Regions from separate parts of the Homo sapiens genome. Here region 1 is linked to region 2. Evidence: read pairs that join two places in POLR2A ChIA-PET (ENCODE). Cell type or tissue: OCI-LY7. All regions are shown on one strand. Links, peaks and the distances in the headings refer to the core of each region. The heading gives the core; the rest is flanking DNA.

Region 1 (15,769 bases), core at 7,334-9,833, 190 kb after region 2:
GGTTCCAGATTGTTATCAGTGTGATTTAGCGTTGTGTTCTCAACTTCTACAATATTTGGCATGTAGTAAACACTTTTTAAACATATACGGAATGAATGTATGAACGAATCACTATGTTCTCATCTTTGGATTCTTTATTACCTTGCACATAGTAGTTATCAGGTTTATTCAGTTAAATGTAATTGCTTTTAAATAAGAATTCTGATTTCTGAAAAAGGTTTCAATTTTGTCTTCCCAAATTGAGTGTGCACAAAAAGTACATTTTTTTCTAAGCAATTATCTCTGTTTTCCTAAGGAAATTGGAAGTAACTTTCAAAATGTTATAAGTTGTTTTTCTAAAACTTAGCATTTAAAATATTTAAAGCTATTCATTCCTCGTTTTCTTGCTTTAACTTACTCAATCCTCATGCTAATTCTGACAAACACATTCTTTAGAACCATCTGTACAAAAGGAAAATCATTTAGATTTTTTTCAATTGACAGTTATTATCAGTTGGCAAAATGGAAGCAATATTAAGAATAATTTGATTGACAGTCACTTTTGGAAACTGGCACTGTCTACTACAGTTAAACATACACATACTGTATGATCCAGCAATTCCATTTGTAAATCTATACTCACCAGAAGGATATGCCAGAAGACATGTACAAGAATGTTCATAGCAGCATTATTTATAGTAACTCAAAATTTCCTTCCTGTAGGAGATAGCTTAAAAAGGAAAAATAAGGCCTGGCACTGTTGCTCAAGCCTGTAATCCTACCACTTTGGGAGAGCAAGGCAGGCGGGTCACAAGGTCAGGAGTTCCAGACCAGCCTGGCCAGCATGGTGAAACCCCCCCCCCGTCTCTACTAAAAATACAAAAATTAGCCAGGCATTGTGGCACACGCCTGTAGTCCGAGCTACTGGGGAGGCTGAGGCAGGAGAATTGATTGAACCCGGGAGCAGAGGTTGCAGTGAGCCGAGATCACGCCATGCCACTGCACTCCAGCCTGGCGACATAGCAAGACTCTGTCTCAAAAAAAAAAAAAAAAGAAAAAGAAAAAGACTTTTTAAATAATAGTTCAAAAGCGGAAGCAACCCTAATGTCCACCAACAATAGAATAAATTGTGATATACCTATACAATGGAATAATATGTAGCATCTGCAACAAATTGATTACTGCTACATGCAACAGCATGGATGAATCACCTGGACATAATATAATGTTAAGCCAAAGAAGCCAGACATAAAAGAGGACATACTGTATAATTCCATTTATATAAAGTTCAGGCCAGGCACAGTGGCTCACGCCTGTAATCCCAGCACTTTGAGAGGCCAAGGCAGGCAGATCACCTGAGGTCAGGAGTTTGAGACCAGCCTGACCAATGTGGTGAAACCCTGTCGTTACTAAAAACATACAAAAATTAGCTGGGTGTGGTGGCATGGGCCTGTAGTCCCAGCTATTCAGGAGGCTGAGGCAGGAGAATCACTTGAACCCGGGAGTAGGAGGTTGCAGTGAGCTAAGATCGCACCATTGCAGCCTGGGCAACAAGAGCAAAACACCATCTCAAAAAAGTAAAATAAACTATGATAAAATAAATTTTTAAAACGAAGTTCAAAAATAGGAAAAGCTAAATCTGTGGTAATGGAAGCCAATGTTAGTGGTTATTTTGCAGGGAGTAATTACTAGGAGTGCCACCAGCAGGGTTTCTGGAGTTCCGGTAATGTTCTGTATCTGGATCTCAGTAGTGGTTACATGGGTGTGTTGTAAATTTCCATTAAGAGGTATATTTTAGATTTGTATGCTTTACTGTATACGTTATGCCTTAGTTTAAAAAACTACTCATACTGTTTTCTCCTGCAACCTGCCCATGTAAATTTGGTAACGGAAATACATCTATACATCGAGAAATCCACTTAATCCTGATCTTGACCCAGAAATAGTTGATAGCTCCCTATTTTTGGCACAACACTCTGAAATGTGTGGTGTTCACAGTGGATTATGTATTTCCTGTGTGTATACATGAAAAAAATTTGTGTTGATCAGTTCTCACGTAACTTTTGAAAAGTGTAATTTGGATAAAGCATCATGAGACCTACTACAGTCACAGCTGCCTCTAGATCAATGACTTTTTTACTTCTTTTTTTAAACTGTAGCCAACAATACAAAATACATTGTACTTAGCAACCCAGAGCCAATTTGTGTGTAACTAGAATAAATGTTTCGTGAAATAGTATTTACTTCCATTGCTTGTGAGGTCTCACCATTTTATTCTGTTCATTAAAACACAAGATGTAAGGCCGGGCACGGTGGCTCACGCCTGTAATCCCAGCACTCTGGGAGGCCAAGGCAGGCGGATCACCTGAGGTCGGGAGTTCCAGACCAGCCTGACCAACATGGAGAAACCCCGTCTCCACTAAAAATACAAAATTAGCCAGGTGTGGTGGCGCATGCCTGTAATCCCAGCTACTCGGGAGGCTGAGGCAGGAGAATTGCTTGAACCCAGGAGGCAGAGGTTGCAGTGAGCCGAGATTGTGCCATTACACTCCAGCCTGAGCAACAAGAGCGAAACTCCGTCTCAAAAGAAAAAAATAAAAAGAAAAAGCAAGATGTAATTTGTTACCAACTAAATTTTCACACCGCATTTTAATTTAATGAAACTGCCCTAGATAATATAAATATGAGTATAAACAGAAACCCAAACTGAATTTTGTTTTCAGATTTCTAGTTACATCTAGTTTTTGAGTACTTAATAAATTTAGCTAGTTGCCAAAATAAATGTTTCTTACTGTTTCAGAGAATAGTCAGATCCTTCTTTGCTTCTGGTAGTTTTTAGTTATGCCTGCATTGATTTTGATAGATATGAGAACTTATGTTTATATTGCATGTTTTACATATAATCTCTTCTTAAAACTTCTAAATCTCTAAGTTACTTTCAGAATAAAATATCCTTGCTTTTATGAAATGTGTTCATGTGATGTATTCTGCTTGCAGTATTATAGAGTTTTACCCTAATTTCTAATATATATAGAAATACCAGTGACCATCTCTGATTTTACAGTTGGCTTTATCTAACCGTGTAAGCCATCAGCTGGATGTTAAAACGTTTCATTTTCAGGAATAGTTACACAACTCAGTTCTCATCACTTTTTGTTCTTAAATGGGTTTGCATTTTGTTATCCAACATCTTATAGCTAGTAATTTAAAATTTATTAACTATTTTCTTTGTTTTACAATCACTTTATTTCAACAATATCCCTACTTTTTTGGTAATTCTAGAATTTATTTCCTAACCACAGTCTTTATCCCGTGACCTTATTATGTTATAATTCAATAACAATAAATAATGTGTGACTTAAAAATATGCTTCACTTGGCCGGGCGCAGTGGCTCACGCCTGAAATCCCAGCATTTTGGGAGGCCAAGGCGGGAGGATCACCTGAGGTCAGGAGTTTGAGACCAGCCTGGCCAACATGGTAAAACCCCATCTCTACTAAAGATACAAAAATTAGCCAGGTGTGGTGGCAGGCCCCTGTAGTCCCAGCTACTCGGGAGGCTGAGGCAGGAGAATCACTTGAACCCGGGAGGCGGAGGTTACAGTGAGCTGAGATCCTGGGGGATAAGAGTGAGACTTCCTCTCAAAAAAAAAAAAAAAAAGGCTTATTTAAAGAGGACCTACTCAAATATGCAAAATTAAAATATAAGCAATTACTTTAGTGATATTGTTGAGGAAGTCAACAGTAAGAATATTTTGTTCACTTTGAATTCAATTAATGCTCTATATTTTTAAAATAACTCAAAGAGCCCTGATAATGGGTAGAAAATAGTTATTAAGGCACTTTTTACTTTGTGTTCAAGAAAGATTTGAAGTTATAACTGCATTACAGAAAGTTTTACATTGCAGTTTCTATAAAGATAATAGTTAATTGTATAATGTATTTCATTTTAGAAAATATTTAATGATACGTTATTAGGGTCTTAATAACAAGTTATTGTTTCAGACTCATTGTCTACTATGCTGAAAAAACTTAAATTATTAAGTCATCATGACAAGTCATTCCATTTCTGCTTAATAGAGTTTTCATTGCTTGGCGTGCATATTTGACTAGCACGCAGAAACCAGCAAGTAATTTTTAGGTGGCACAAGAGCTTCACAAATAGACTATATTTTAACATAAATTTCCATTACACATGAGGAATCAGTATTGAAACAGTTGCTCTGAGGCTTTTAATATTGGCTGTGAAATCACTTCAGCTCCAAATCCAAAAGAAAGCATTATTAGCTCAGTAGTTTTAATATATACAGTCATATGCCACATAACAGCCTTTCAGCCAGTGATGAACTGCATGTCTGACAGTTCATAATGGGGCTGAAAAATTCCCATCACCTAGTGACATGGTAATGTAGCACAACACATTACTCACATGTTTGTGGCGATGCTGGTGTAAACAAACCTATTACGCTGCCAGTCATATAAAACTATAGCACATACAGGCTGTGCGCAGTGGCTCATGCCTGTAGTCCCAGCACGTTAGGAGCCTGAGGTGGGCAGATCACGAGGTCAGGAGTTCGAGACCAGCCTGGCCAGCATGGTGAAACCCCATCTTAACTAAAAATACAAAAATTATCTGGGCCTGGTAGCGCGTGCCTGTAATCCCAGCTACTCAGGAGGGTGAGGCAGGAGAATTGCTTGAATCCAGGAGGCAGAGGTTACAGTGAGCCAAGATCGTGCCATTGCACCCCATCCTGGGCGACAGAGCAAGACTCCATCTCGAAAAAAAAAAAATATATATATATATATATATATGTGTGTGTGTGTGTGTGTGTGTGTGTGTGTGTGTGTATGGCACATACAGTTATATATAGTACATAATACTTGATAGTAAATGAAATGTGTCATTGGTTTATATATTTACTATACTATAGTTTTATCTTTTGTGTGTGTGTATGTTGAAGGGGGAGATCATCTTGCTCTGTTGCCCAGGCTGGAGTGCAGGGGTGTGATCACCGCCCACTGTAGCCTCAACTTCCTGGGCTCTGGCAATCCTCCTGCCTCAGTATCCCGAGTAACTGGGAACACAGACTTGCATCACCACACCCAGCTAATTGTTTTTTTTTTTAATTAGTTATAGAGACTTGGTCTCCTTATGTTACCCAGGCTGCTCTGGAAGTCCTAGGCTCGAGTGATCCTCCCATCTCGGCTTCCCAAATTGTTGGGATTATAGGCATGAGCCACTGTGCCTGGCCCAAAATATCTTATATACCATATTGTATTTGTACCTTTTTTATATTTAAAAACATATTTAGGCCGGATGAGGTGGCTCATGCCTATAATCCCAGCACTTTAGGAGGCCGAGGCAGCCGGATCACCTGAGGTTAGGAGTTCAAGACCAGCCTGGCTAATGTGGTGAAACCCCATCTCTACTACAAATACAAAAATTAGCCAGATGTGGTGGCAGGTGCCTGTAATCCCAGTTCAGGCAGGAGAATTGCTTGAACCTAGGAGGCAGAGGTTGCAGTGAGCCAAGATTGCGTCTTTGCACTCTAGCCTGGGTAACAGGAGCTAAACTCCATCTCAAAAACAAAACAAAACAAAACAAAAAACATATTTAGGCCAGGTGTAGTGACTCACGCCTGTAATCCCAGCACTTTGGGAGGCCAAGGTGGGCAGATCACTTGAGGTCAGGAGTTCGAGACCAGTCTGGCCAACATCGCGAAACCCCATCTCTACTAAAAATACAAAAATTAGCTGGGCATGGTGGCACGCACCTGTAGTCCTAGGTACTCTGGAGTTTGAGGTGTGAGAATCGCTTGAACCCAGGAGGTGGAGGTTGCATTGAGCCAAGTCACGCCACTGCACTCCAGCCTGGGCGACAGAGCGAGACCCTGTCTCAAAATAAAATAAATAAAACAAAATAAAATAAAAACATGTTTAGATACACATATACTTACATTGTGTTACAATTGCCTACAGCATTTAGTACAGTAACAGGTTGTGTAGGTTTGTAGCCTAGGAGTGGTAGCTATACTAGATAGCCTAAGTGTGTAGTAGGCTATATAACATCTAGGTTTGTATAAATACACTGCATGATGTTCACACGACAATGAAATCGCCTAACAACTCATTTCTCAGAATATATGCCAGTTGTTAAGCCACACATGACTGGAATGGGTTATAAAGGCAGGTAATTTAAACTTCCATAACATATTAACCAAGTATACATTTATCTTCGGTAACATTGCATTGGTTTTACATGTTTAGGGATTTTCTGTTGCTTTTATTTCATTTTTTTATGTCGCCCAGGCTGTAGTGCAGTGGCACGATCTCTGCTCACTGCAACCTCCGCCTCCCGGGTTCAAGCGATTCTCTTGCCTAGGCCTCCTGAGTAGCTAGGATTACAGGCGCCAGCCACCACGCCTAGCTAATTTTCTGGGTTTGCTTTGTTTGTTTGGTTTTGAGAAAGAGTTTAGCTCTTGTTGCCCAGGCTGGAGTGCAATGGCACGATCTCGGCTCACCACAACCTCTGCCTGCCGTGTTCAAGCAATTCTCCCACCTCAGCCTCCCAAGTAGCTGGGATTACAGGCATGCGCCACCATGCCCGGCTAATTTTGTATTTTTAGTAGAGATGACGTTTCTTCATGTTGGTCAGCCTGGTCTGGAACTCCTGACCTCTGGTGATCCACCCGCCTTGGCCTCCAAAGTGCTGGGATTACAGGCATGAGCCACCGCATATGGCCTTCTGTTGCTTTTAAAGAGATCTTTTCATATGGCTTCCTCGTGAAAATGAAAATGTTTACTGTTACTGTTTGAAGATAAAAGTTACTTCGTATATTTACATTCATGTTGACATCATTAGATTCAAAGATCAATATTTTGCAGACTGTTATTAGCCTTGTAGTTTCTCTTCTCTCTCAATCATAAATATCTTTCTTAAGAAAAAGAAATGTGAAGCAACAATGGTACAGGCATATTCATAGTTTAAGGCTTTGTCTTTCTGTATTTAATCTTGAAATTCAGTGATAAGGAATTGCTGTGACTTTTTTTTATTAGTCTTGTAGTGCTTGGGAAAATGTTTCTTGCGTCTCCTGTTTCAGAAGCGTGATTGGTTTACATATATAATCACTATGGGTTGTGGTAGGAAAGGTAATTTATTTACCTATAATTGGTTTTATTTTTGTGAAAAAAGAAAAGTAGAAAATGATTTGTAATTGCTAATTGTAAATGCATGCTTCATATTTAAGTAGACTTAGAGAATGAAACTATCATCTCAGGCACTTAAGTTGTGAAATAGGTAAAAGTTGTGAAATGTAAATACAGAGAAATGGAACTAATAAAAGGTGTTTGTTTTTAGTTTATGGATTTTTGAAAAAGTGAAAAATGACATGTGAGGAAGTAATCAAATTGGTCATGCTACATTGTTCCCCACAATACTCCAAAACTATTCAAATGAAATATTAATTTTTTTAACTTTTAATGGGAACATTGAATACCTAACATACAATTTGTTTGTAATCTTTTATTTAGTTTTTCTTAAAAATATTGTTTATTATTGGTGTGTATTTGTACTCAGCTTTTTTATTTTACTTGGACTAAAAAGAACAGCAAAATTTGTTTAAAATTTTTTTTAATTTTATAAAAGGGATTTTTTTTGTTTTGGTTTAGCTTTTTGGTGGTGTTAGGTGTGTGAGTAATAGAGTCAAGTTTATTAACAATATACGTAGAATAAAATTCTCATTATAAAGGCAAATGAGAATATATATATTTTAGTTCATAAACAATATTATTCTAAAATCACAATAAGAGCCGCCAAATTATACAAATAATTAAAAAATATACTGAAGTTGTTTTTAGAAAAACAAAGAACTTTTAAAACTACAGAGCAACAAGGAAAGCAAAATTGCACGTAACATATAGAACATTTTGAACAATAAAAGAATAATGTTTTCAATAAAATTATTACATAAAGCTGTTAAAACTATATAACTAAGTTTTATACATGTGGCTTTGAAAGTAAAATAAATTTGGGCCTGGCGCACCGGCTCAAGCCAGTAATCCCAGCACTTTGGGAGGCTGAGGCGGGTGGATCGCCTAAGCTCAGGAGTTTGACACCAGCCTGGGCAACACGGTGAAACTCTATCTCTACTAAAAATACAAAAAATCATCCGGGCGTTGCGGTGTGTGCCTGTAGTCCCAGCTACTCAGGAGGCTGAGGCAGGAGAATCACTTGAACCCGGGAGGCAGATGTTGCAGTGAGCCAAGATCGCACCACTTCACTCACTGCAGCCTGGGCGACAGTGAGACTCCAGCTAAAAAAAAAAAAAAAAAAAAAAGTGAAATAAATTTAAAATAAGAAACAATAAAATATGTTCGTGTTTATCAAATCTAAACATTAAACTTTAGTTATTTTACTATTTTAAAATACCAATGCAGTGCTTTCCTGGTTTTGTTTTCATTACACTGGCAAGGAAAAAAATCAAGAAAATACTGTCCATCAAACTGCATATTATGCTAATGTTTATTTTCTTGAAATAAAAACAACTGTGCAGACTTCATATTAATATAATTTCAGTAAATGTTTGTAGATTATTTGATATATAATGTAATTTAAATTCTGAGAATATTGTGAAAGACCTGGAAAAAATTATGGGAACTGAAAGTAGCATGGTCACTGTGTATGTTAAATACATAATAAAATTTGTGAAATCCTTTTTCAGTAGATGACTTTCACTCTTTTTAAAAAGTAAAGCTCTCCATTAAAAAGGCACTTTACTTGTTTTCCTTATAATACATGCCAGCTTCAAATTTAAAAATTAAAAAAGGTAAAAGGAGGTTTCAGCTTCACGTGTTCGGATAGATTAACTCTTTGTGCTCAAAAAAAAGATTGTTGAAGCTCCCTTAAGGATAACTAATGAGGAGCACCCAGGCATCTGAAAGAACGAGAAGTCTGTTTTTCGTTCTTGCCTAATTGCCGTTAAGCAAAGATACTCTTCCCTAAAAGGGAAAAATGGCTCCTTACGTGTTATTCCTCTTTGTTAGTAATGATCACTGTGTTTTGACCTCTTTTCAGGATGTTTTTTAAACCATGTTTTCTGGTTCTTCTGTAGTCTTAAGTATGTTTGATATTGTTAGGTGATCTGCATAATGTTTAATCATTTTTTTCTTTATATAAACCAGTTGGTATAATTATACCTCTTTTCCTATTTAAGTTTGTATGTGTATATGTGATTCTATAGAGTAGAAAAATGCCATCAGTTTGAAATGATGGCACAATCTTAGTCACTTGGTTTAAATAAATAGAAAATTCTAAAGCCTTAAAATTAAGATAATGCTCTTTGGCAAACTCAAAATAAAAGCAAAAAAAAAAAAAGGAAATTAATATAAAAGAAAGCAGGACACCAGACCTTCTAAATACAATACTTGTTGATCTTGTCTATACCATTTAATGTAGAAAAACTAATTTTCTATAATTGTGTCTATTAAAGGTGACATTAATGCTGATAGAAAAATATTCCCACATATATCTGACTTGGAAAACTTATAAAAATTGTGCTGTCTTTAAAATAAAATTTGTATGCTTTTTTTGTTGTTTACTTTACCTTTTCTTGGCAATTGAATACAATCTTCCCTCTCTTAAAAGTGGATTTGCTATGAAAATTTTAAGGGCTGTAAAGGAAGGCATTTTCCTGATTTTATATATTTAATTCTTGTGCTATAGTAATTAAAATTTCATAACTAGTTTTTAATTTAATAGTATCTGTTGATACTTTAGACAATTAAAACATTTTTTACCAGTTTTTATTTAGTGCTTCAAATGGATTATAAACTTAGTAATTTGGGGACTAATTGTATAAATTGTTAAAAATAAATGGATTTTGCAGAAGGATAGGATTAGTGAAAAGGAGCAGTAAATAATAAAATGTAATAGAAATAGAAATGTAATTTGTTTTTAAAATAAGCTATATAGGAAAACTGATTGATTATATATTCTTATATGGTTTTAAATCAATAAAACTCAGTATTTCACATTTAATGCAATAGATGCTAAGAAAAAAATTAACCTTCAGCTAGAAATCTAAATAAAAATAGAAAATACCCTTTGCTGCAGTAGTTCAGTTGTTTAAAAATATTAAATCTGAGGCCTGGGGTGGTGGCTCAATGCCTGTAATCCTAGCACTTTGGGAGGCCGAGGTGGGAGGTCAGGAGTTCGAGACCAGCCTGACAATATGATGAAACCCCCTCTCTATTAAAAATACAAAAATTAGCCAGGCATGATGGCGGGCGCCTGTAATCCCAGCTGCTCAGGAGGCTGAGACAAGAGAATCGCTTGAACCCGGGAGGCAGAGTTTGCAGTGAGCCAAGATCATACCATTGCACTCCAACCTAGGCAACAAGAGTGAAAGTTTGTCTCAAAAAAAAAAAAAAAAATTAAATCTGATATAACTGATTTAGTGAAAAAGTAAGTCTAATCCCAAAAAGAAAAATTAATAATTATCTCTTTGGAAATAAATTATAAAATTGCTAAATTTTGTTGTAGAGTTTAGCTAATGATTAACTTTGAGAGCCTATGTATTTGGACTTGAAAGTGTTTATATTGACTGATCATATTTTTTTTTAATATAGTTTATTGGTTTGGTTTCTTTGACTTTCTCATCATCTTCAACAAGTAGAGTTAGGTTTTTTGTTTCTTTGCTTTAATTTCAGTATTAACTACTGTGGTAATTTGGTAGGTCTATTCTACACAATATTATTTGTCAAAATGTTTTTGTAAGTGGGGATACACAGATTCTGTGCCAATTAGAGAACTATATTTTTCAACTAGTTTGCTTTTCTGGCTTTAAACTTTGTTTCTCCTCTCTATGATAGATCTGTCCAGCTTCTTTTTTGTTTTTTTGTTTTTTTTTTTTTTTGAGACGGAGTCTCGCTCTTGTTGCCCAGGCTGGAGTGCAGTGGTGCGATTTCAGCTCACTGCAAACTCTGCCTCCCGGGTTTGCACCATTCTCCTGCCTCAGCCTCCCGAGTAGCTGGGACTACAGGCGCCTGCCAGCACGCCCGGCTAATTTTTTGTATTTTTAGTAGATACAAGGTTTCACCGTGTTAGTCAGAATGGTCTCGATCTCCTGACCTTGTGATCCGCCTGCCTCAGCCTCCCAAAGTGCTGGGATTACAGGCCTGAGCCACCGCGCCCGGCCGGATCTGTCCACCTTCTATATTCTCTTTATTGTCTTTTAGAAAGTTGAACTAAAGGCCGGGTGTAGTGGCTCATGCCTGTAATCTTGGCACTTTGGGAGGCCGAGGCGAGCTGATCACCTGAGGTCAGGAGTTCAAGACCAGCTTGACCAACATGGTGAAACCTCGTCTCTACTAAAAATACAAAATTAGCTGGGCGTGGTGGCAGGTGCCTATGATCCCAGCTACTGGGAAGGCTGAGGCGAGAGAATCACTTGAACCCAGGAGGCGGAGGTTCCAGTGAGCCAAGATCGCGCCATTGCACTCCAGCCTGGGCAACAAGAGTGAAACTCCGTCTCAAAAAAAAAAAAAAAAAAAGAAAGTTGGACTAAAGAGAGTGGAAGAGGTTCTATGATATGAAGACTTATTAATAAAGCATTTACACACATTCAAAAAATAAAGCATTTACACATTAGCTCATTTTTTGTCTTATGAACTATTTTCATTGGAATTTGGATTTGAATATATGCCATTTCAAAACCAGAAAATAATTAAAGTCAAATATTTGTAGCATCAACATGCCGAAAGAACTAGCCAGCCGAATGCATGTTTCAGCATGGGAGGAGGTAACAGAGTGAAGTAAAAAGCACTGATTTCACAGTCTGAATATTGAATCATGTCCTATCTTTGTCCCTAACTGACATTATGATCTTGATCACTTACCCTTTCTGGGCTGCAGTTTTGTGGTCTATAGATTGGTTATAATAATATCCACTATACCTACATACCAGAATCGAAGGCTCAAATAAAATCATGGTGAGAATGTTTTACAAAACTAGCACAAGCTGTGCAAATGTAGGATGTTCTTTTGCTTCTGGGATAATGAATGCTTACTTATTGCCACATAACTGTTTTTTCCATCTTCTGGCTAGTGATCGGCAGAGATGTATTCATGAAGTCTGGCAAATTATAGAAGAAAGGAAAAGGTAGATGTTGTAGGCCAGTGTTTCCAAAATAATAAATTGGTTCATGGTTAGTTTACAGTATTTTGTTAATCCCTAGAATATCCAGAGAGAATACTAAATTTAAATTTACAGTGTTTTGGTTTATTCTTAAAATGTGGTAAGAGCTTAACTTTAAGGATGTAATAGTCTATCATTATTTTACTTGTGTTTCAGTGAACAACCTACTGTAATTTTTTTCATCATTCATCTTATTAATCAGTGTCATCAGATTGGGAGATCTTTAATAAACTCTAGAAAGAACCATCTTTCCTTCTTTTCCTACTTCTCATTAATGTTTCTAAATTTGCCTTTTTACAGGACTTTGCCTCCCGGGCCAAACTGGCAGTTCAAAAACTAGTACAGAAAGTTGGATTTTTTGGAATTTTGGCCTGTGCTTCAGTAAGTGAATTGTATTAAAACAGAACTTTTACTAAGTGGTAGTGTTATATTTTGATCCATATATACTCCTGAATTAACAAAAGTGCTATCACTTTTATTGGGTATGTAATTTTGTGAATCATTCACCTTTTTTTTTTTTTAAGACGGAGTCTCCCTCTTGTCACCCAGGCTGGAGTGCAGTGGCATGATCTCGGCTCACTGCAACCTCCATCTCCTGGGCTCAAGCAATTCTCCTGTCTCAGCCTCCCTAGTAGCTGGGACTACAGGCATGCACCCCCACGCCTGGCTAATTTTTATATTTTTAGTAGAGGCAGGATCTCATGTTGCCCAGGCTAGTCTCAAACTCCTGGGCCCAAGTGATCCACCTGCCTCGGCCTCCCAAAGTGCTGGGATTACAGGCATGAGCCACTACACCTGGCCCATTCAACTTTTTTTTTTTTTTTTTTTTTTTTTTTTGAGACAAGAGTTTCACTTTTGTGGCCCAGGCTGGAGTGCAATGGCACAATCTCGGCTCACTGCAACCTCCACCTCCCGGGTTCAAACGATTCTCCTGCCTCAGCCTCCCAAAGTAGCTGGGATTTCAGGCGACTGCCACCACACCCAGCTAATTTTTTTTTTTTTTTTTTTTTTTTTTTTTTTTTTTTTTTTGAGACGGAGTCTCGCTCTGTCGCCCAGGCGGTAGTGCAGTGGCGGGATCTCGGCTCACTGCAAGCTCCGCCTCCCGGGTTCACGCCATTCTCCTGCCTCAGCCTCCCAAGTAGCTGGGACTACAGGCGCCCGCCACTACGCCCGGCTAATTTTTTGTATTTTTAGTAGAGACGGGGTTTCACCGTTTTAGCCGGGATGGTCTCGATCTCCTGACCTCGTGATCCGCCCGCCTCGGCCTCCCAAAGTACTGGGATTACAGGTGTGAGCTACTGCACCCAGCCCAATTCAACTTATTAAATGAGCTGTTTTCTGTTGAATAGGTTCACATCTTGTTTATTGGCTTTTAAGTATTTCATCATGTAGTGATGACTTCAGACCTAAATGGCTTAAATCAGTAAGAATAAAAGAGACAAAATCCATTCTTCCAATGAAGAATATACTACATTTAACCAAATTAAACTACATTTAACCAAATAAGGATGACTTCATTCTTTCCTCAAATTTATAGATAAGAAGTCTTTTTCCAAAGTTTCAAGTATTAGTTACAAGGAAGAATTTATATAAAACCTGTTTAAAGCGATGTTAGCTCAGGGCTACTCTGATTTACGTATCTTAAATCCTTTTTTTGTGTTTGTTTTTCTTTTTTTGAGACAGAGTCTCCCTCTGTCACCCAGGCTGGAGTGCAGTGGCGAGATCTTGGCTCACGGCAACCTCCACCTCCCAGGTTCAAGCGATTCTCCTGCCTCAGGCTACCCAGTAGCTGGGATTACAATCATGCACCACTACACCCAGCTAATTTTTGTATTTTTAGTAGAGACAAGGTTTCACCATGTTGGCCAGGCTGGTCTCGAACTCCTGACCTCAAGTGATCTACCCACCTCGGCCTCCCAAAGTGCTGGGATTATAGGCATAAGACACTGCGCCCAGCCTACATATCTTAAATACTTTAAATTCATTTTCATTTCAACATGAGTTGGAACCTTATGATAAAGGAAAAAAAAGTTATAACTCATAGAATTATGAGAGTCACATGAGCAAATATAACAAATAGCAGGTGTGATGCTGTGTAAATGATATTATTATATGGTTGTAAGAGATGAAATAATCCTAAAGCATTTGAATTTGGATGAGAAAAACAAAAATGAGTCATTGAATCCAAGTGTTACTAACAAAGGAATACTTGAATTCTAATTTAGTCATGTCTTTTTTAAAGATCATATGTGACAAGTATTTTTTAAATAACTAGGCTTTTCTTTCAAAGTTCAAAAATGAAATTATATAAATTAATTGGCTTATTAATGGTTCAGCCAACAGCCACAAGGTCAGAGTACTTTCATAGGAGAAGAAGGGATGAAGTGCTCAAAAACAGCTTGTGGCTTCTTTGCATTTTTACATGAAATGTCTTTTAGCATTCTTAAAATGTGGGAATGTTTGGGAAAGGTATTTGTTGTGAATTACTTCTTTGTCTGGGACTGAGTATTCAAAACATCTGAATCTGTGTGATCTCATATTTCCACACTTGATCTTCTTTATAAATTGTGTCACATAGCCCTCAGACTTGGTCTCTCGTAAAATAAAATACAAATTATTAATATTTTATGTTGAGAATAACAGCACATCCACCCATAAATGTATTTGAGAATTTATTAAAATATTTGCTAATGATATGAGTGCTTTCCAGATAATATTCACATTTCAAGCTAAAGATTTTAGAACCCTAACTGCTGAAACAATCTTAAGGCTCTTTCTTCACTCATACCTCACCTTAGAAAACAGCCACCAAATATCCAGGAATCAACTGAACGGGATTAAATTCCTGCAGGTCCACTTACTTTATCCAGTTCTCATGTGATGGGCACACACACAAACACACACACAGTGCCTTAGCCATGAGTAATATAAGCAAAAGGACACCTTGGTTTGCTGTGAGCAGATTGAACACCTAAGGTGAATATGAGACCCAGCTTCTAGACACATTAGGATGTTTGCCTAACCTCCTTTTGAACAATCCAGTAGTGATCAAGGAACCCATATATTGCTTTGCAGTGTAAGCAGGCTGAAAGCAGAATACCACATATCAATGGGTGATAAAATTAAATTGTTCTTTGGATTATAATATGGAAGTCCTTCTTTTTCTCTCTATAGATTCCAAATCCTTTATTTGATCTGGCTGGAATAACGTGTGGACACTTTCTGGTACCTTTTTGGACCTTCTTTGGTGCAACCCTAATTGGAAAAGCAATAATAAAAATGCATATCCAGGTAATTATACCCCCTGATTCACTGCCTAATGATGATGAACCCATTACAAGACAATGAAACATGCTCATTCCTAAGTGAATTATTTAGTTATTCTTTCTGCTTTTTTGGTTGGTAGCTTACTTAGGTAATACCACATAGAATGTCATTTGGAATTAGTGATCTCCTTGTTTTCTTTCTTTTCTTCTTTCTTCCTCCCTCCTTCCCTTTCTTCCTTCTTTCCTTCCTTTCTCTCTTTCTTTCTTTATTTTTTGTCCTGTTTAACTATTTATCCAGGACTTTCACCAAACAAAAATAGTGTTTGTGTGCA
Region 2 (15,769 bases), core at 5,675-8,174:
ATGCACCACCACGCCTGGCTAAGTTTGTATATCCAAGGGGCTTTTTCTATGAAATAATTAGGACCCTGGTTGGGAGGCATAAATAGTTGTGGTACTGAAATAGGACAGAAAGTTTTTCAGCTCACATACACAGAAAACTTCTTAGTAAAGCTTTTTGAGGCTGAATGATGAAGCATATTGTATTTTCTTTATTTGACATCACTGCAAAATGGAATGGTGAAGAGTTTTGCCGAATAAATCATAGAAAAATCTTTAGAAATGTTAGCCACTAGGGAGGCCAGGCATGGTGGCTCACGCCTGTAATCCCAGCACTTTGGGAGACCAAGGCGGGCGGATCACGAGGTCAGGAGATCGAGACCATCCTGGCTAACACGGTGAAACCCCGTCTCTACTAAATATACAAAAAACTAGCTGGGTGTGGTGGCGGGCGCCTGTAGTCCCAGCTACTCGGGAGGCTGAGGCAGGAGAATGGCGTGAACCCAGGAGGCAGAGCTTGCAGTGAGCCGAGATTGCGCCACTGCACTCCAGCCTGGGCGACAGAGTGAGACTCCGTCTCAAAAAAAAAAAAAAAAAGAAAAGAAATCTTAGCCACTAGGTGTTCTATTACAGTGTAATAACACTGCCACATGCTTGAATTAGGGTCAGTTTTTCTGACTCATTGGCCTTGGTGCTCTTAATTTTGTAACCATAGACTACATTGCTTTTGAAAGGGCAAAATTTAATTTTTCTCTTTATTGTTTTTACTTTGTTAACACTGAAAAATCAGGGCTTCTCTTTCTCTTAACATTTCTAGTACTGAATCTCAAAGCTAAGTTTTATTGGATTAATTTGTAATGTTTTCAGATGGAATATCGAAAGACGTCTTAAAGAAAATGCAAAGAAGAAATGATGACAAATCCATATCTGATGCACGGGCTCGTTTCCTTGAGAGAAAGCAGCAGAGGACCCAGGACCACAGTGACACACGAAAGGAAACAGGCTAAGGTGGTGAACCCTCCAATTCAGGAAGTGGGAAAAGGAGCCAGGAAATGTGCTTCTACTTTGCCAGTTATTTCAGACAGCACTACCAAGAGGAGGTGGTCAGCACTTGTTATTGGCCTATGAACTAAAAGCAAATCAAAGCTCATAAATCAAAGCTCATCAGTTCCCATAAATGCAGTTGTCAAAGAAAAGATTTGGTTGCCATAGTCATAAGCAATGATACATGAAACCAATGAAAGACAGTACATGTAATAATATTTTCCTCAGTACAATTTTGCTGGCCTTAACTGGTATCAAACGCTGTCATTGAGATGTTTTCAAAGAACATTGAGTTGTATTTAATCAGCGTGTACTCCATTTGCATTGAAGCATTAAAAATTATTTTTCTTAAAATCTCTTTAAGGCCTTCTTGTTGCTGTTAGAATAGTGCTATATATCAGGTATGTGACCATTTATTTCAGAAGGCTGAACATAAGAGGTTTCTACTCAGCAATACTTAGATGTCTAACTGTTTAATTGCTACAGAGCTTTATAGATATTTAGAGAAAAGACTTAATCAATTAGTAAATAAAATTGCCTATGGCAGGATTCTTTCTTGAATTAATATTAATCCTTAAATTGATTTTTCTGGGATTATACAAATTCCTTTTTATATAAAAGTATATTGTTTAAAACAGTAGCTATAGCCATTAACCAAAGGACAGATGATATATATATATATGATATATATATATATATAAGTTCTTTTTTAGCTGTACCTACGTACTTATATCAGCACCATGTATGTAGGTGTGATAGTACTTTCAAACAGCGCCTCCACCTGGCCTACTCTGTTATTTCCACCTGTTTGGGTAGGGCCATTTAACTTCCATTATGCCAAACTTGGGATGGGATTTTCGAAGCAGACAACACTATTTCATCGTGTTTCAAATTGGAACCTTGAGGCTAGTTAGTATCACACTCAGGCCACACTCAGCACTTGCCCACTCTTGTTTACTGCCTTGTATTCTAGTTATTTGTGTATTTGTCTCCCTCACTAGATTATACGCTCCTTGTGGGCAGGGACTGTGTCTTTTTTCATCTTTGTATCTTTCATGCACCTAGCATAGTGCTTTGCACATAGTAGTCACTCAGTGTTTGTTAAATAAAGCTATTAGTGTCATTAAAATTCAAAAGACAGTATAATGTGTGTTTTTAGATATTTTGTGTAAAAATTAAGAATCTAAATTTTTTATCGGTAACTCTTCTAGTTATTTCCTTTGGAATCTAGTTTTATGTTCAATAATAGAAACTTGAAATCTTTATCAAAAATCACAAGGACCCAAATTCATGTATTTGTCCCTAAAGTAAGGTGAGTGATGATGGTTTCTCTAAACCTTTCCAGTGTTTTAATTTGTTAATTTTTTTTTTTTTTTTTTTGAGACGGAGTCTCACTTTGTCGCCCAGGCTGGAGTACGGTGGCATGATCTTGGCTCACTGCAAGCTCCGCCTCCCAGGTTCACGCCATTCTCCTGCCTCAGCCTCCCGAGTAGCTGGGACTACAGGCATCCACCACTATGCCTGGCTAATTTTTTGTATTTTTTAGTAGAGACGGGGTTTCACCGTGTTAGCCAGGATGGTCTTGATCTCCTGACCTCATGATGCGCCCGCCTCTGCCTCCCAGAGTGCTGGGATTACAGGCGTGAGTCACCGCGCCTGGCCTAATTTGTTCATTTTTATCTTTAGTGCTCTAGACACTGTTATTAGCACATATTAATCATTTAGTTCTGTCAGTTTCTCTTCTCAGGTGTATTGTATAAGGGCATATCCTCAGATGTGGTGGGAGTGTGTGGATTCTTGGAATGAGAGCTCTTCTAGTTTAGTAAATATTAAGCATATATTCTGAATCTACACCTCACACTCAAATTATATCTGTTGTTTCAGTAATGTCCTTTATGGCATTTTTCTGTAGTTCAAGATTTAGTCTAGGATCACGTATTGTATTTAGTCTCTTAATCTGGAAAAAGTCCTCAGTCCTTGTCTTTCACAACATTAACATTTTAAAATAATATAAGCTAGTTATTTTATAGAATGTTCTCAATTTGGGTTTCTCCAATGTTTCTTCATGGTTATGCATTTTTAACTGGAATACTGCATAAGTAATAGTGTCATGGTATCACGTCTGGAGGTACATGGCATTTTCCCCTTGCTGGTGTTATTAATGTTAATTACTTATTAGGGTGCTTTTTAAATTATATCAACCTGGTTATCCTTATAATTCATAAATAATTTGAGGGAGAGATACTTTGACATTATATAAAATATCTCGTTCCTCATAAAATATGACATTTTGTATTTACCATCAATTGATGATTCTTGCCTGAATCCATTTTATTCTTATGGCTGCAAAATGGTGATTTTTTTTTCTAATTCTTTTCTATATTTGTTGGTATTATATTGTAAGGAAGAGTTTTCCTTGAAGGATGAATGTCTGATAAACGGGTGGGTGCTAAGAAGAGCATGGATCAAGACAGAGAAGTATTTATAGAAAGCCCAGGGGGTGTTTGAGATGGTGGCAAACAGTTGAGTTTACTTGGTGCATAGAATATATATAGGAGAGTAGGTGGCTCAAACTGTTAAGGTCAGATTACAGAAGGCTTTGTAAACCAATCTATAGAATTTGGAATTATTTTATGGATTTGTTAGAAGGGAAGGACATCATTACAGTTTTGGGATAATTGTGATAGTGTTATTGATAAAAAATTTCTGTATCTCAGTTTGCATTGAGAGGACTGTGAGAGCAGTAGTATCAAGGGAATGCTGGATCTAGTTAAGGCAAGAACATGGAAGCAGCCTTGCAGGAAAGGTGGGTTTTATGGAGGAGTTTGTTCTTAGAAGAATGGGAATACACCTTCAAGTTACTAAATGAAACAAAACAGAATCAAAAACAAATTTTTTTTTGAGACGGAGTTTTGCTCTTGTTGCCCAGGCTGGAGTACAATGGTGCGATCTCGGCTCACCACAACCTCGGCCTGCCGGGTTCAAGCAGTTCTCCTGCCTCGGCCTCCCGAGTAGCTGGGATTACAGGTGCGTACCACCACGCCTGGCTAATTTTTTTGTGTTTTTAGTAGAGACGGGGTTTCACCAGGCTGGTCTTGAACTCCTGACCTCGTGATCTGCCCACCTCGGCCTCCCAAAGTGTTGGGATTACAGACATGAGCCACTGCATCCAGCTGACAAATGTTATAATAGAAAAATGGGCAAAGGACATGGTCGGTCCTTTTATAAAAGGGGAAACAGGAGGAAGGGTCAGTAAATAAAAGACAATGAACCTAACTTGTAATTAGGGAGACGGCATTCATTTCCATCAGATTAGCAATAATTAATACTCCTGAAAAGTGTTGGTGGTGAAGAATAAATTGCTTTTATTTAATTAATTAATTTTTCATACAGTTCTGTTGCCCAGGCTGGAGTACAGCATGATCATGGCTCACTACTTCTTTGATCTAGGCTCAAGCAGTCCTCCCACCTTAGTCTCCTGAGTAGCTGAGAGTACAGGTGTGTGCCAACACACCCGACTGGTTGTTTTAAAATTCATTTTTTGTATATATGGGGTGTCACTATGTTGCTTAGGCTGGGTCTCGAACTCCTGGGCTCAAATGATCCTCTTGCCTTGGCCTACCAAAATCCTGGGATTACAGACGTGAGCCACCATGCCCAGGCCAGCTCTTATTTTAGAGAACATTTTGGCAATATCTAGTAAAGTTGAAGCTGTGTACAACCTGATACCTAGTAAGTCCACCTCTAGACGTAGGTGGTCTTTGACTAGCGTATCACATCTGGAGGTACATGGCATTTGCCGCTTATTGGTGATACTAGTTTTGTTTACTTAGGGTGGACCCAGTAAGTCCACATTTAGACTTAGGGGTTTCTCTAGACTAGGAACTCTCAGACTATATACAATATTCTGTGCCTCATAAAATTGGACTCCTATAGATTTAGCGTTAATTGCTGATGATAAATACATTAAAAATGTTAAATACAGCATTCATTACAATGTGAAATACACCATTGTTGCTAATAGAAATCTGAAAACAGCACATATATATATAGCTATATCAGTAGGGAAAAGGTTTAATAAATTGTGATATGTTCTTACTGTTGAATCCTACAGCAGTGAAAGTGATTTCTGAGATTCCTGATGTGTACTCCTATTTAGCAGAACAGATGAACCAGTTCATATTCCAACCAGCAATATATGAAAATGCCAGTCTTACTACACCTCATAGTTCCTCAGTCTTCTAATTATTGACAAAAAGGTGCCTCATTATCTTAATTTACATATTTAGATATTTAATGCTTTTTCCATGTGTTCAAACTGTAGGGAATAATAAAATTATCTGATTTGAATTTGATAAGCCAGATAGTAAATATTTTAGGCTTTCTGGACATGTAATTTCTGTTGCAGCTACTCTGATGTTGTAGTATGAAAGCAACAACAGACAGTACATGAATGAATATCACTTTGTTCCAATAAAACTATGGAGAATGAAATTCAAATTTCACATGTCAGCAAATACAGTCAGCCCCCTGTATCTGGGGGCTCAGTATCTGGGGTTCCACAACCACAGATTCAACCAACCACAGATTTCAAATATTCCAAAGAAAATCCAATAAAAATAATACAATAATGAAAGATAAAGAAAAAAAGAGTATAACAACTATTTACATTGTATTAGATATTATAAATAATCTAGATATGATGTAAAGTATGCAGGAAAATGTGCATATATGCAGACACTACCCATTTTATATGAGAAACTTCAGCATCAACCAGATTTTGGTATCCTCAGGGGGAAGTCCTGGAACCAAACCCCAGCTGATACTAAGGAATGACTGGATTATTGTTTTGATTTCAGGTTTTTTTTCTTTGAGATGGAGTCTTACTCTGTCGCCCAGGCTGGAGCGCAGTGGCATGATCTCGGCTCACTGCAACCTCCGCCTCCCAGGTTCAAATGATTCTCCCGCCTCAGTGTCCTGAGTAGCTGGGATTACAGGCACGTGCCACCACACCCAGCTAATTTTTGTATTTTTAGTAGAGATGGGGTTTCCCATGTTGGCCAGGCTGGTCTCAAACTTCTGACCTCAAGTGATCCGCCTGCCTTGGCCTCCCAAAGTGCTGGGATTACAGGTGTGAGCCACCACGCCCACCAGTTTCAGTTTTTTACCACTTGTATTTGAATCTAGAAAAGCTACTTTTTAATATTCCCATTCTAACTTAAATGATCACTTCATTTGCAAGAAGAGGTCTTAATGAAATGTCAGATTTTTCTGGCTTTTACTTTTTCTTCATAGCAGAGTTGATGAGACTAAACATAATATCAAGGAATCAATAAATTTAAATAGTAATCTTTAATCACCCAAAGATTTTTAAAGTAATCCTTATTACTTGTTAGCTGTTCCTTTAAACTTAATACATGAATAATACAAAATTCCCTTGTGAAGCTGTTAAAGATTTTTCAAAGAAAATGATTAGTCACAGCTGGGCATGGTAGCTCACACCTGTAATCCCAGCACTTTGGGAGGCCGAGGTGGGCGGATCACGAGGTCAGGAGCTCCAGACCAGCCTGGCCAACATGGTGAAACCCCGTCTCTACTAAAGATACAAAAAATTAACTGAGTGCAGTGGTACGTGCCTGTAATCCTAGCTACTCAGGAGGCTGGGGCAGGAGAATCGCTTGAACCCATGAGGTGGAGGTTGCAGTGAGCCGAGATCGCACCACTGCACTCCAGCTTGGGCAACGGAGCAAGACTCTGTCTCAGAAAAAAACGACAATGATTAGTCACATTCTTTGTCCAGATAAAATCCACATATTTTTCCCACCTATTAATATTATTACTTGGTTCTCAGCTAAAATACAGGAAATGAGATGAGTGAACCCAAAATACAGCCTAGCACCCAGTTTGGTGCTTTGTATATGGGAGGTATTTATAAATGATTGTGCCAACTCCAGATGCGATTACTAACAACATAAAGTAGCCTAGGCTTCAAATTAAATGGGTCATGTAATCAATAAATGCTTTAATAGCTGGAGAAGTAAGGTAAATTGAATTTTTTTTTTTTTTTGAGACAGAGCCTCACTCTGTTGCCCAAGCTGGAGTGCAATGACGCCATCTTGGCTCACTGCAACTTCCGCCTCCCCGGTTCAAGCAATTCTCCTGGCTTAGCCTCCTGAGTAGCTGGGACTACAGGCGCCCGCCATCACACCCAGCTAATTTTTGTATTTTTAGCAGAGGCGGGGTTTCACCGTGTTGGCCAGGATGGTCTTGAACTCCTGACCTCAAGTGATCCACCCACCTCGGCTTCCCAAAGTGCTGGGATTATAGGCGTGAGGCACCGTGCCTTGCCGATAAATGGATTTTAAGCTGAGTCTTTGAGGGAAGAGTAGGACCTGCACTGAAACAAAAAGACAATTTGTGGGGTTGGGGAGAGGAACCAGATGTAAACAATGGAAAGGTTTTGGTGTCACTTTGAGAAGGATTTTTTGGAAGGGTTTTGCAATGTCCATTCTGTATCTTGGGTTAACACTAGTAAGTCAAATGGAGAATAATTTGAGTGTCACTCATTCCTACAGATAGAAAAATTTTAAAGTAGCTTGGGCCGGGATTTTCCTTTTATCATGTGCCATTGTGTACGTGTCTGCTACTTCATTTAGTTCCTTTTTTAAAAATGGAATTTTTATCACTTCTGTGCAAAGGTTAAATTTTTTTAATAAATTAATAATGGAATGTTTAAGCCTTCCTCAGTAATGAGTATAATCTTATCTCTCCATCTGATCTGATGGGTCAACTATATAGTAACTAAAATAGACTGTAACAGCTGTCTTCATCATTAGTTTTTATTTTCACCATGCATGTAGAATGCTTTATATTGTAGTCCCTTATTATCTGAGGTTTCATTTTCTGATGTTTCAGTTACCTGTGTTCAACTATGTCCAAAAATAGGTAACTACAATGATATTTTGAGAGACCACATTCACATATAACTTTTATTATAGTACATTGTTATAATTGTCCTATTTTCATTGTTAATATCGTACTGTGCCTAATTTATAAGTTAAACTTTATCATAGGTATATATGTATAGAAAAAACATAGTGTATACTGTATGGGGTTCAGTATTAGCTGTGGTTTCAGGCATCCTCTGTAGAGGTCTTGGAATATATCCCTTGTGGATAATGGAGGACTACATATTTGACTGGTTGGTGGAGTTAACCTAAGGAGACCTTTTCATGACTCTTTAAACTTTTAGGTTTAAAGGTTGACTCGGAAAAGAAAAACAATTTATATCAATAAATCTAAGGTAGGCTTATATGAATGCTGCATACTTTTCATCACTGCAGTGTTGTGGAATGAAAAGTAATTGTATGGATTTTATACTATACAACATTAAACTCATAGTTATTTGGAATATGAGCAACCAGGAAAAGAAAATAACCAGGTATTTTGTTTGATTTACATAGTAATCTACTTTTAGTAGTCATGACAGGATGAGGTATGGCATTTTAAAAAAAGTAATTCCTAGTATTGCCTAGGTTTGGTACTACTCAGATTAGGTTACATTTGCAGGAGTACTATACAACAACTGTTCACTTTGATGAATCTGAGGCCTTTAAGGTTCAGAACTGCTTTCCCTATATCAATTTTTTTTTTTCAAAAAAGGCTTTACAAAATAATTTAACATTGAGTATTTAATTTTACATTGCAGGTACTGGAAAATATTTGTTGAAGAAATTAATTATTCCTTAAAACTTTATTATTGAGTTAACCAAAACTTTACCAAATCTCAGTCCTTAGCTATTCTGTTGCGAAGAAGTGAGAGTTTACTACCATTAACAAGGCTGCAGATGTACACTGCTACTGGCAGAACTATCCCTAGAGTGGCAAAACTCTACATTTCCCAAGGGAACATATCTGTGGGTCATGTTTTGCTTTGGAGACAGTAGTAACTCTAGGAGGTGAACACAGAACGTTCTACATATTTAGAAATAGAAAAAAGAAATAGCCCTTAACAATTAATCCCACACTCTCACCCTCATTACCTCTTCATTCTATAGATGCTCTCAAGCTTCTTGTGACTTTTGTTGCAAGATGTTGTGACATGGCATCTGACTCCCTATTGATCAGCAGGGTTAAAATCCTCCTGGGTTTTCCTATCCACAATGTTCTGTGAATTGCTATATTTAAACTAGCTTTTTTTTTTGAGACGGAATCTTGCTCTGTTCCCAGGCTGGAGTGCAGTGGCACACTGTAGAGTGGCAAATGAAGACATATTTATCTGATCCTCTGATATGAAATCCCCTATTAATAAACACCTTTCTTAAAAGTGCTATATAAAAGTATGCTTATAATAGGAATGTTTCCTTTAATTTGTCTAGAATTGAAAGGGAAATAGGCAGGGGGGTTCAAAAAACAAAAGGGAAATTGAAGGCATCCAGAAACTTATTTTATTTTTGAGACCGAGTCTCGCTCTGTCACCCAGGCTGGAGTGCAATGGTGTGATCTCGGCTCACTGCAACCTCCACCTCCCAAGTTCAAGCGATTCTCCTGCCTCAGCCTCCCAAGTAGCTGGGATGACAGGCACCTGCCACGGTGCCTGGCTAATTTTTGTATATTTAGTAGAGGTGGGATTTCACCATGTTGGCCAGGCTGGTCTCAAACTCCTGACCTCAGGTAATCCGCCCGCCTCGGCCTCCCAAAGTGCTGGGATTACAGGCTGAGCCACCATGTCCTGCCTAAACCAACTTTTGTGAAATGGCTTTTTAAGGTAATGTCATGAACCACTTCATTCCTCTGCCAGGGTCTTATTTAACCCTTCAAAAACATGGGTGGGCCCTATATAATGTGACTTCATTCTACATTGGATCCCCACAAAGCTAGTCTTGGCTTTTCACTTGGAACATGCCCAATGCTGATACAAAGTAAAGATTCACTATAGATCTTATTGCTATCCATCGTACGTTATAAAACTTGTCTAAATATTTAAAGGTTTAAAACAAGCCTGCGCAGTGGATGTCAAGAGTAAAGTACGTTTCATAGTAAAATTAAAATGCCATTAAAATTTTGTTCTTGTGGGGCTGGGTGTGGTGGCTCATGCCTGTAATCCCAGCACTTGAGGAGGCTGAGGCAGGCAGATCACCTGAGGTCAGGAGTTCAAGACCAGCCTACCCAACATGGTGAAACCCCTGTCTCTACTAAAAATACAAAAATAAGCCAGGCATGGTGGCTGGTGCCTGTAATCCCAGCTCCTCGGGAGGCTGAGGCAGGAGAATTGCCTGAACCCAGGAGGCGGAGGTTGTGGTGGGCCGAGATCACACCATTGCAGTCTGGCCTGGGCGACAAGAGCAAGACTCCGTCTCAAAAAAAAAAAATTGTTCTTGCTTTGTAAATGCTGCTTTCTTTTCTTCATTTTGGAGCGGGGAGCCTTGCCGATAGTCAGTGACTTGTACATTTGTTTACTGGCATTTGATAGGCTGCTCCTTATCTTGCATGAAAAAATAAAGACCTAGCCAGTCTAATCCTGCTGGGATTCATATCAGTGGCCCCAGGGGGTTGAGATGCTTCAAAGCTACTGTTTAAATGGCAAAACCAAGTATCTTACTTGGATAATACTAAAGTATGTCCTTTATGGCTTTATTGGAATCTGAATTGTAAACATTTGGTACAGTGGATTAAAGTTCTGCTTTAAAATTAATTTCTGAGTATGTGAGATATGCCTTTTCTTTGTGACTTTTGCAGTGCAGTGAATTCAGGCTGTTTTTAAAAGGTCAAGTTTTTAAAAGGCAGGGGCATTAGTGCTAGGGCTGCTTGAAGATGAACAGCTAATGGAGAAATCCTACAGTGAAAGGGGTTGTTTTTTTTTTTGTTTTTTGTTTGTGTTTTGAGGTGTCATTCTATTGAGTGTTTATATATATATATATATATATATATATATATATGTATATATCTCCATCCTAATTGTTGGCATAACATTAAAATTAGTGACACAACACAGGTTTCTTGTATAGGTTTTCAGAAACTAGCAGTCCTCAAAATAACAGACCAAGCAATGTAGTTTTTGCTAATGGCACTTGCTGTGACTCATGATAGTCTACTGTTGATGAGCATTCCAACTAAAATAGCTTTCACTTCACCATTGATTAACATGGCTACCTTGCTAAAACATTTTCTGAAACCAAAAGCTAGAGTGATCATTCATAGCATTGTCTTATTAAAAGACTATGTCATACTGTATCGTAGAAAAAGCCATTCTGGGTAGTAGGATTTGCTTCCTGGTCTATTAGGTTATCTGTTCTCCCTTCTAACTTGAGGTAATGTCTGAAAACAGTGCCATTCAGGTATTGCTTAGGTAACTAAACCAGTGAAACCAGTGAAACTGCCTTTATACTGTTACCAAGAACAGCAGACTCCCATTAAAAAAAAAAAAAAACTCTTATTACCCTACTCAAATTATTCATCTTTAAAAAGGCATAGGGTTTTTTTTTAATGTTTATCATCTTGACTTTTTTTTTCTCTTGAAAATTTTTGGATTAATTTGAAGATCATTTCAAAATGACCCAGGATATCACGATCTATTTTTCCTCTTCCTAAATTATTTCTCAAAACAGTGTAATTTCTATGTGTGATGACGTAGCAGTCACTAACAACCTCAGCGCACTTTTTGGTTAGATATTCCACTCCAAATAGCTAAAATCAACTGCTTTTGGGATTCTAAATGTACTTAAAGTTACAGGGTCTGTATGAAAATGCCAGACACTAATTAAATTTTGGTGGCCCATTCATGATACGGCTCTTTTATCTCCGGATTCTGAGATTGAAAAGGTGACTTGATCAAGCTATTGAATTACTGTAATAAAACAATTACTCCCTTAGAATTTTAATTTAGAATTTGTCTACTTCCAAAAAGGGTTTAAAGCAGTTATTACTAGACTGGCATTAGGTTATTTCAAATGTTGCGGAACAGAGGATCTTCGTGTATTTAGCTTAACAATACAAAAAGAAATTTTGCAAGCATAAATATTCACTCTTACAACATGGTGGCAAGGCTTTTCTTTGCAGAACAATCTTTGCCCTCTTACCTGCCAGACTCTTCTCTCATGCTCAGTATGTGAGACAGTTAAGTAAAGGGAAAAACACTAAAAGCAACTAAAATGATTGGCAAACTTCTCACTGTAACCTAAACTGCTTAGCATACAAAACTATCGTCTACCCAATAGGGTTTTATGTCCTTTAACTGAAAAGGACACTAAAAATAATTATTGTGGACTTGAGCTTTTCTCTTTCGGCGGGGCGGGGGGTGGGGGGGGAGAATCACCTCTCTTACAAAGATAAAAGGCACAGAACTAACGTCTTTCATCCTTTATTGTATTGGTGCGATTATGAAATATTATTATGGCTTATACTTTAGCAAGAAAGTACCAGAAAGGTTATTATTAATCGACAATGAATGCCGTTGATACCTTCATGCTCTTTGAAGACAGGATGCTCCGGCTTTGAAGCGCTACATTTCTACATTGCTAACCTACAGGAACCTATGTTGAGGTGGTCCCACCGAAATACACGGCTAATAGTTCATCTCTTTCCTCCAGGAACCTTCAGGTTTTTTTTTGTTTGTTTTTTTTTTGAGACGGAGTCTCGCTCTGTCGCCCAGGTTGGAGTGCAGTGGCGCGATGGAACCTTCGGGTTTTACTAAGCATCCTTACCCTAATTATCTAAATCTTTGAGACGTAAATTATTTGATGTGGCTAAAAATCCTCCTGCTAGAATTTAGGTCCAATCCTTTAATGTTCGGATACTCAAATTCTTTAACGAAACTGATCACTGAGCTAGGCCGACACAAGTCCGCCAAAATGTCCGCAGAAACGTTAAGAAAAGCTGTCATAAGGCCAGCTTGAAAGACATCATAAAAGGCCTTCGCTGTCCTTTGAGTTAATTATCTAACACCCGAAGAGAGTGCCAGTTCTAGTTAGAATCCGCGCGTCAGGTTCTCCAACAGTCAGAAGGGCTTGTGTGAGGGCAGGGAAGATTTTAAACCCCGTTTCAGGCCCCCTCCCTAGGCTGTAGGAAACCACCCACTCTGAAGCCCGGCGGGGGAGGAGTGCTGCAGCCAGCTGCCGAGGGAGCGCTCTGCGGCGAGGCCGTTTCCCTGAGTCACGGAGAGGGCGGGAGGCTGCGCCCGTCTGCCCCCGCCACGTCCTCCTGTGAGGGGCTCAGTCGAAACAGGCAGCGGTCGCAGGGAAACGAAGCGGCACCCGTCATGCCTCAAGGTGGCCCAAAAGCCTCTTCACTCCCAGGAGACGCCGCATTTCCTTAAAACGAGCTCTCCATTTCTGGCAGCAATCAGCCGACCCTTCCCCATCAGTATCACGTGCACCTGGAAGTACGTGGGTGGGACCTAAAGCGCCCACGGAAGTGACGTCGGTCGCCCCGAGTCGCATGATGTGGCAAAATGAAAAAAAAAAAGTGGGGGGAGAAAGAGAAGACTGGCGAAAGTGATGAGTCTAAAAAAGTAGTCCCTCCGGTTCCTCTGTTTCCCCCCATGTGGCGTCAGGAAGCGAGGCACCGGGCGCACTGCGCCCCGAATTCCTGCGCCCGCCGCGCGCGGCGCTCCGTGGAGGGGTACATAAGGCGGAGGGGGTGAGGCGACTGGGCGGAGTTCTGTCGCCGGGATCCTTCCGCTGGGCTCAGCCGTTTCCGGAGTCTGCGCTGCGCCCGGTTCCGCCATTGCGGCTCTCCTGGCCCCTGGAGCCTCCGCCCCCGACCCGAGCTCTTTCGTCTGCCTGCCAGTTTCCTGCGTCCCCGGAGAGGATCCTGCTGAGCCCAGCCTCCCCCCTCCCCTTCTCCTCCTCTCCCTTGGAGAGCCCGGGCAGCCACTGCCCCGCAGCCCCAGTGACAGGAGGAGACCATAACCCCCGACAGCGCCATGGCCCAGATTCTGCCAATTCGTTTTCAGGAGCATCTCCAGGTGCGGCCGGGCCCGGGCTGGTGAGGGCTGTGGAGAAGGTGGTAGGAAGGATGGAAGACGCTGGAGTCTGGGCCCGAGCAGTATCGGAGCTGGAGGGGCGGGGGGGTTGTCGGTGATTGGGGTAGGTGGAGGAGGGGGCACTATCTTGGAAAGCTTAAAATATTAAATGATGTGGGGCTTGGATGGAAAGGACAGGAGTTGGGGTGCAAAGAGCTGCAAGGACCAGGCCTGGATCCAAAGGCCTCTCGATCTTGCTTCCTGGATGGCCAGAACTGCGCGTACAAACTCTCTCCCCATTTTATTCATTTCATTCATTTGGGTAGGGGAGTGGGAGGGGGATTCTCCCTTGTTTCTACCAGAGCAAGGATTCTTATCCCCTGGGCCAGTGCGGGGCTGTCACCTTCCATTGCTCTCCTCTTTCCCTCATCGTGTCTGCACCCAGGAGTTGTGGGGCGGGTGGGTTGGGGAGGAGCAACCTTTTTTTTCCCTCCCTCTGCGGCTCTCAACTGAGAAAGGCACCTTCTCCGGTGGTGGGGGTTGGGGGTGGTGGTGAGGCGGTGGCTTTTCTCTTGCCTTCCCTGAGGCAGTAGGGACAGAAGGTCACTGAAAGAACGGAACGAGGGTAGAATGGGAGAACGCATTTCTTAGAGCTATGTCAATCTCAGAGTGTGTGCGGTCAAACTCCCTAAGGAAACTCGCCTCCCCTTCCCCCTTTTTTTATTTCTCTGGGGATGTTGTGGCTCTTAACCCCTCTTTGGTTCTGGAAGGTAGGAAAGAGTGATACAGAGGTTATCTTTTAGTCTTCTCGAGTAGTAGCAGGTAGTTTTGAATATCTTCTTCAGGATCGCATGGAATTGAACAGAGCCCTGGGGACAGCACAGCTGCTCTGAGACCTGCAGGGCTATTTGGTCTGTGACTGGCTTCCCTTTAGTAAGTTCTAGAGTTCTTCCCCATGGTTCCTTATCCTGGAGGCAACATATTGTTATCTGGCAACATGCCAGTGGCGGGCCTAGGCAGGTGACCATTGGAAGGCTTCACTGAATTAAACCTCTTCAGAGCTTTTGATTTTCCTGTGTCACCAATCCTGTTTTTTACTGTAGCTTAAATAATTTATTCCTATTAATTTGCTTTCTTCCCAAATATCCCCTTAAAGAAACCTGCCTCAGCTCAGTCGTCTGAAGGGCTAATTCCATAATGACAGGGAATGCAGTGGTTTGACATGACACTGATATCAGTGACCTATTAGACACTTTACCATTGAAGACCATTTTTATTTACATTTCCCCATTGGCATAGCATACATAAAGGATTCTTGTTAATAAAAGGTTTTAACATTCAGGCTATAAGTAACATAATTTCATATTTCTTTGCAAGTATTACCATGTTTGCACTAGCAAGGACTTATTTTCCTTTAAGGCTTGAAATGTAAAGAATAATAAATTTTTACCCATAAAATGAGTTAAATAATGCACTTTCCTCAGTCATCTATAATTTTCAAATAACTCATCTGAAGTAATGGAATATACCTTGGCAATAAAAACACTTTTACAGAGGGTTAAAAATGTTAAATAACAAAATGGACATTTTTTTTTGATCAATCCAAGTTTAGTTGCTGTGGTTGCTTTTGTTAAAGTGGGGTGGCAAATGAATGTGGAGAGTTGAGGGGTGCTGTTCTTAAGTGTGAGGGGAAAACGCGGGCTTATTTTCATATTAAACTGCATCTGAAATATCTTTCTGCAGACAAATGTTTATAAACCACACAGAGAATCAAGTACAGCTGCTCTT

What was found. Peaks named below come from ENCODE experiments on the same cell type or tissue, not always from the same donor. Only the 100,000 strongest peaks of a DNase experiment are listed, where the experiment ranks them.
Region 1: POLR2A ChIA-PET joins it to region 2 with 6 read pairs; 3 of 35 experiments call an interaction of 5 or more read pairs at or near these places.

What each region holds. Positions count from the first base shown.
Region 1 is chr17:59,796,325-59,812,093 of GRCh38, forward strand. It overlaps VMP1 (vacuole membrane protein 1), which reads left to right. Exons shown (of 12, transcript NM_030938.5): 8 at 12,472-12,552; 9 at 15,346-15,462. Among named protein-coding and RNA genes, the nearest start is that of MIR21, 37 kb to the right of the region's middle. In OCI-LY7, for the core only: no CTCF peak of the experiment used is centred there; no DNase peak of the experiment used is centred there; H3K4me3 peaks cover 1,195 bases; H3K27ac peaks cover 533 bases.
Region 2 is chr17:59,606,190-59,621,958 of GRCh38, forward strand. It overlaps DHX40 (DEAH-box helicase 40), which reads left to right. Exons shown (of 18, transcript NM_024612.5): 18 at 844-2,156. The coding sequence ends at 983. It overlaps CLTC (clathrin heavy chain), which reads left to right and starts at 13,706. Exons shown (of 32, transcript NM_004859.4): 1 at 13,706-13,984. The coding sequence starts at 13,943. RefSeq lists enhancers at 12,140-12,952, 12,790-12,839, 12,850-12,969, 13,420-13,769, 13,499-13,793. In OCI-LY7, for the core only: no CTCF peak of the experiment used is centred there; no DNase peak of the experiment used is centred there.